Linked DNA regions of Homo sapiens: region 1 is linked to region 2. Evidence: read pairs that join two places in POLR2A ChIA-PET (ENCODE). Cell type or tissue: MCF 10A. All regions are shown on one strand. Region 1 overlaps PDPK1 (3-phosphoinositide dependent protein kinase 1). Region 2 holds the start of ERVK13-1 (endogenous retrovirus group K13 member 1).

What was found. ChIA-PET counts read pairs that join two places held together with the same protein. Peaks named below come from ENCODE experiments on the same cell type or tissue, not always from the same donor. Only the 100,000 strongest peaks of a DNase experiment are listed, where the experiment ranks them.
Region 1: POLR2A ChIA-PET joins it to region 2 with 10 read pairs; 14 of 35 experiments call an interaction of 5 or more read pairs at or near these places.

The regions. Positions count from the first base shown.
Region 1 is chr16:2,602,041-2,604,540 of GRCh38, reverse strand. It overlaps PDPK1 (3-phosphoinositide dependent protein kinase 1), which reads right to left. Exons shown (of 14, transcript NM_002613.5): 14 at 1,353-2,500. It also overlaps the pseudogene LOC652276. Among named protein-coding and RNA genes, the nearest start is that of FLJ42627, 36 kb to the left of the region's middle. RefSeq lists an enhancer at 630-969. In MCF 10A, no CTCF peak of the experiment used is centred here; a DNase peak (open chromatin) is centred at 1,170.
Region 2 is chr16:2,672,296-2,674,795 of GRCh38, reverse strand. ERVK13-1 (endogenous retrovirus group K13 member 1) reads left to right here and starts at 1,357. Exons shown (of 3, transcript NR_040023.1): 1 at 1,357-1,513; 2 at 2,226-2,500. LOC124903627 (a long non-coding RNA gene) reads right to left here and starts at 1,673. Exons shown (of 2, transcript XR_007064945.1): 1 at 1,571-1,673. RefSeq lists silencers at 987-1,376, 1,387-1,706. In MCF 10A, no CTCF peak of the experiment used is centred here; a DNase peak (open chromatin) is centred at 1,225.

The DNA.
Region 1 (2,500 bases), 70 kb after region 2:
TCTTGATAAATAAAGGTAGCAAAAGGTTTCTATTACCATCTACCCAACAGCATGAGCATTTCGCTTGATGAAAGACAAGCTGCAAACTAACCTGGAAATTCCTGTCCTTTTGCGAAGACAGTGGGAAAACTAAGCCAATTAGAAAGCAGATTGAAAGATTCCTTACCTGGCCCTTCCTGGACATCCCTAAAGCAACCCTTAATATGAGCAAAATCCCCTTCGAAAAATCACAGTATATACTATGGACGCATCTTCTAAGAGGTGCTGAGTGGGTGCTGCGTGCTGTGGATGGAAAGGATGGAGCGCCAACTCTCTAAATACAAGTCACCAGGGAAAAAAAGGGCCGCCCATATCAACCCCCACGTCAGCGTTAATTCAAACGTCCAGAATGTGAAACGCCAAGGGTTCTGTCTCCAGAGCCAGCAAGTACCCTGGGACAGAGAAGAGAAGGCGTTCACACACCCTGGGCAAAAGAACCTAGTGAGAAAAAGAAAGTAGAATCACAGCAAAGTCCGGGGTCTCGGAAGCCTCCTCCACCAAAGAGCAAAGAGGGCGAGGAAGAGACACCCCCAAGGTGAAGCGACTCAGGATTCTCAAAGGCAGTGGACACCAGGGCGCCATCCTTGCCCTCCCCTCCCAGGATAGGGGATCGGGGCAAGCTGGGGATGAGCTGGCGACAAGGGAGTGTTGGGCTCGAAGCCCGAGGAGAGTCGCCCTCTCCTGCTGAGCTCTCCTCGGCGTGGAGCAGGGCGTGTGCGGCGGCCACAGGCCGAAATGGCCCAGGCCCTTTCGACTGGCCCACGTGGTCCTCACCTTGTCCGAGTCCGGGTCGGGGTCGGCCTGGCTCAAGAGGTACAGGAAGGATTTCGGGTCCTGACACAGCGGCGTCTGCCCAGTGGTGAGGAAGTAGGTGCCGCCGCTGTAGAGCCGGACCCACTTGGACCTGCTGCTGGGGCGCTGGGCCAGGACGCTGAGCCCCGCGCTTTAAGGGAGGCACAAGAAGCCACCCCAACCCCGCCCCGAGCCTGCCACGGGCCAGCGGCAGGAGCTCGCAGTGATTCCCCGCCATGATCCCAGCAAGCCCCACCACACCTCCGCTTCACCGGAAGAGTCCGGCTTTTAATATCGCCCTTTGCGTTCTGTCCCGCCCACTGGTCAGCCCTTGTAGAACACCCGCCGGTCACATGGCAGGCGGAAGTTCCATCCGGGAAAAGCAGCCGGCTGGTCCCACTTCCGGAGGGAGTGAAACCGAGCTTGGGGCGCCAACGCTAGCGGGCAATGGCAGACACCCGCCCCCAACCGCGCCCCCACTCCGTGGCGGGGTCAAAGGAAGAGCCACGCCAGCAAACCTCTACACTCTACATGCTTTTTATTACAAGACTACTGACCATACGAGGAAAATTCATCATCTGGTAACTACACCTAAAGCACAAGTATTTGGAAAAAAAAAAAGGATAAACAGATTCATTAAATTATATGATTAAATCACTGACCCAATAGAAAATTTATATAATAAAGCCAGAAAAAAAGTTGTAAAATATAGTTTACAATAATTATTCACATTCAAGGCTGTACATCAATACATACAACAACGTGGCCCCGAACATGAATTCAATTCAAATAATTCATATATTAGAATTTAAATAACACAGACTGAACTAGAGGCCAACAATAGCCAGCAAATAACCTTATATAAGAATAAAAATACAAAAGTGTATATCCTAGTATCATTGCATTTGTTTTCATAAGTTCTTTTAATTTTTGCTTTGTCTGTACATCACAGTTACAGCTACAGACCAGGTAGAGAATATTACGCATGTTCTGCTTGCCACCCACCTGAAAGACGTACTAGTCATTTATCCTATTTTATGTTGTGAAGGAACAGCTACAGCAGCTCTAAATACTGTAACAATTTAATTTTGCCAACATCCAACTTACTTACAGTCGTAATAGAGGCTTTTACCAGCACAATGACCCCTATTCGTAGTCATTCTGCCAGGTGGTTAGGCTATGTGGGTTACACAGCTTAAAAAAGGTCTGCCTTTTGTAAAAAGTTCTCTGTACATAGTTTGGTGTTTCTTCATATGGAAGAAATGAGTTACGGGGAAAATTCAGGTACACACGTAGGCTCGTTCAGTTGCTCACCACAGCCATCTCAACAGATGAAAGTGCTCTTTGTTGGAAACAGCTTCCTCCTCACACCAGTTCTCCACAGGCAGCCTCATCTACAACCCTGCAATTTTGGGCCAGAAGTGGTGGCCCCTCAGAGGCTCTGAAGTGCCTCCAGCCCCGATTCAGGCACTTGCCACGTGTGCTGCGTAAGAAGGGACCCCCACCCAGTGAGTCAACATAGGCTCATGTCAAGTTTGAAAATAACTGGGGAAAAGTGTATGACAACATCTTCCAGAACAAAGTACCTTCACCGTATTCTCACAGCAGCTGCGATCTCTGAAGTCTCAGCAGTGACCACCCCGGGTCTGTCAACCAGCCAGGCAAGGGG
Region 2 (2,500 bases):
CTCTGCCCCTGGTGCCTGCTCAGCTGCTTTCTTCACAGGACAGCCTTCTTGTCACCCTTGGCCCCTGCCCCGAGGCTCCTCCACCCCAGGCTCTGTGTTCTAAAGTTCACCGTGTACAATTTCCTCAAGTTGTTTCTCCTTCACTGCTTCCCTTTTCTCTGTTCATTACTCAAGATCTGCATGGCCATGTGTCAGTATAAAAAAAAATAAAGTTGGCCGGGCGGGGTGGCTCACCCCTGTAATCCCAGCACTTTGGGAAGCGTGGTGGGCAGATCATGAGGTCAGGAGTTCGAGACCAGTCTGGCCAATATGGTGAAACCCCATCTCTACGAAAAATACAAAAATTAGCTGGGTGTGGTGGCACGCACCTGTAGTCCCAGCTACTCAGGAGGCTGAGGCAGGAGAATTGCTTGAACCCAGAAGGTGGAGGTTGCAGTGAAATTGCCATTGACTCCAGCCTGGGTGACACAGCGAGACTTCGTCTCAAAAAAAAAAAAAAAGTTAACCCATTTCAGTTGGGTGCAGTACCTCACGCCTCTAATGCCAGCACTTTGGGAGGCCGAGGCAGGCGGAAAGAGCGAGACCATCTCAAAAAAAAAAAAAAAAAAAAAGAATTGCTTGAACCCAGGAGGTGGAGGTTGCAGTGACTAGAGATCGAGCCACTGCACTCCAGCCTTGGCGACAGAGCAAGACTCCGTCTCAAAACAAACAAACAAAAAAACCTAAAATACAAAAAACACAAGCAAAAAATCATGATTGACATTAACAACTACAAAAAGAAAAACAAACAAAAAAAAAACCGCCACAAAATCATTTATAGGTAAGGACAGAAGTTCTGAGGCTGCCTCCAGGACTATGGACAGTGGTAGGATTGGTTGTTTTCCGCTTTATGAATGTGACTTATAGCCCAGATTTCCTTCCGTGAACGCTTGTTAGTTGTGAAACTAGCAAAGTTGCGCCTCCGCATTTACGCAGAGCCGGCTCCGGAGTCCGAGCCCCGGGTTCGAGCCCAGCCCCGCTATTACCTCGGGCGTGACCTTGGCCGGAGCCAGGTCCCCTCTGAGCCTCAGTTTCCCGGTCTGGGAGCTGGGAATGACAGCTCGCCCCACCCCCGCAGAGCCCCGCCCCCGGGGCCCTGGGATTGGTTCGCGCGAGGTCCCCCTGCCCAGGCGGGGCCGGGCCTCTCCCGCCCGCCAGGCCCCAACCCGGAAATGCAGCTGGGGCAGAGGCGGGGCCCACTCAGACCGCGGCGAAGGGACGATGGGCGCGGCCAATGGGCGCGGGCGGCGGCGGCGGTGCGACGGAAGTCCTGCCTGGCGTCGCGCGGGGGCGGGGCGTCGCGGGGGGCGGGGGCATCGCGGGGGGCGGGGCGTCGCGGGCACAGCGTGAGGGCCGCCGTTGCTGGAGTTCAGCTTAGGGAAGGAGGACTCTGAGGAGGCCCCGAGCGGCGGAGCGCTTCGGGGGAGGCGCCCGCGCAGACGCGAGGCCCATAGCCAGGACCACCACCTAGCTGGTGAGCGCGCGGCGAGGCGGGGCGGCCCGGGGTCCCGAGGGTCGGGTGCCGCCTTACCTGCGGCCGGGCGGCCGGGCCGGGGATGGCGGGCGCCGGCCGAGGGCGCTGCTTGGCTGCGGCGGGGAGACCGGGCCTGGGTTGCGTCGGGCGGCGGCCTGGCCGGGGGCGCTGACAGACGCGCGGAGGGCGGGGGAGGCCGGGAGGTGTCACCCGGCCCAGCGGGGTGGAAGTGCCTGGAAAGTTTGTTTTCGGCTTGGCGCAGCCTGGAGCCGAGCCTCCAGGGTTACCTTTCGGTTCTGTCTGTAGAGGAACCGCCCTGGGCTTCCACCTGGAACGGGGTCCTTGGCGCCTCCGCCTGCGAGAGAAGCAGAAGGTGCAAGTTCTTGCTGAAAGCACCTGATGCTCCTGGGCCCCCTTTTCCAGATTCTTGATGACATTGGTCGGGAAAACTCGCCTTTCACGGCCCGGCCAAGGGGCATTTGGGTGCTTTTGCTGCCCGTGGCTGTGCTCAGCGTTGTGGGAAGCCCCTGGGAGGCCGAATGTGCAGGATCACCGAGGGGAAAGTGAGCTTGACAGGTAGGAGGGATTTTAGGGGAAGGATCAAAACAAACCACTTGTTGGGTGAAATGTTTTGCTAAATGTATCGCTGGTGTTTATTTTCTCTCTGTCGCTAAAAGTATCCCTCGTGTTTTTATGTTTTCCATATGCTAAGTTCTACAGTCTGGGGACGACGGTTTAAAAATTTATGCCTTGCATGCGATGTGCAGTGGGTGATGGAAGAACGTCTACATGGCTTTAAAATTGGATTTAAAAGGCAAATATTTTAAATGAAGGAAAACCCAAGAAGTTTACTTGATTCCTTATCTTCCAGGATGCGACTTTTGTTTATTTATTTATTTTATTTTGATGGAGTCTCGCTGCCGTCGCGCAGGCTGGAGTGCAGTGACGCGATCTTGACCCGGGAACCTCCACCTCCCGGGTTCAAGC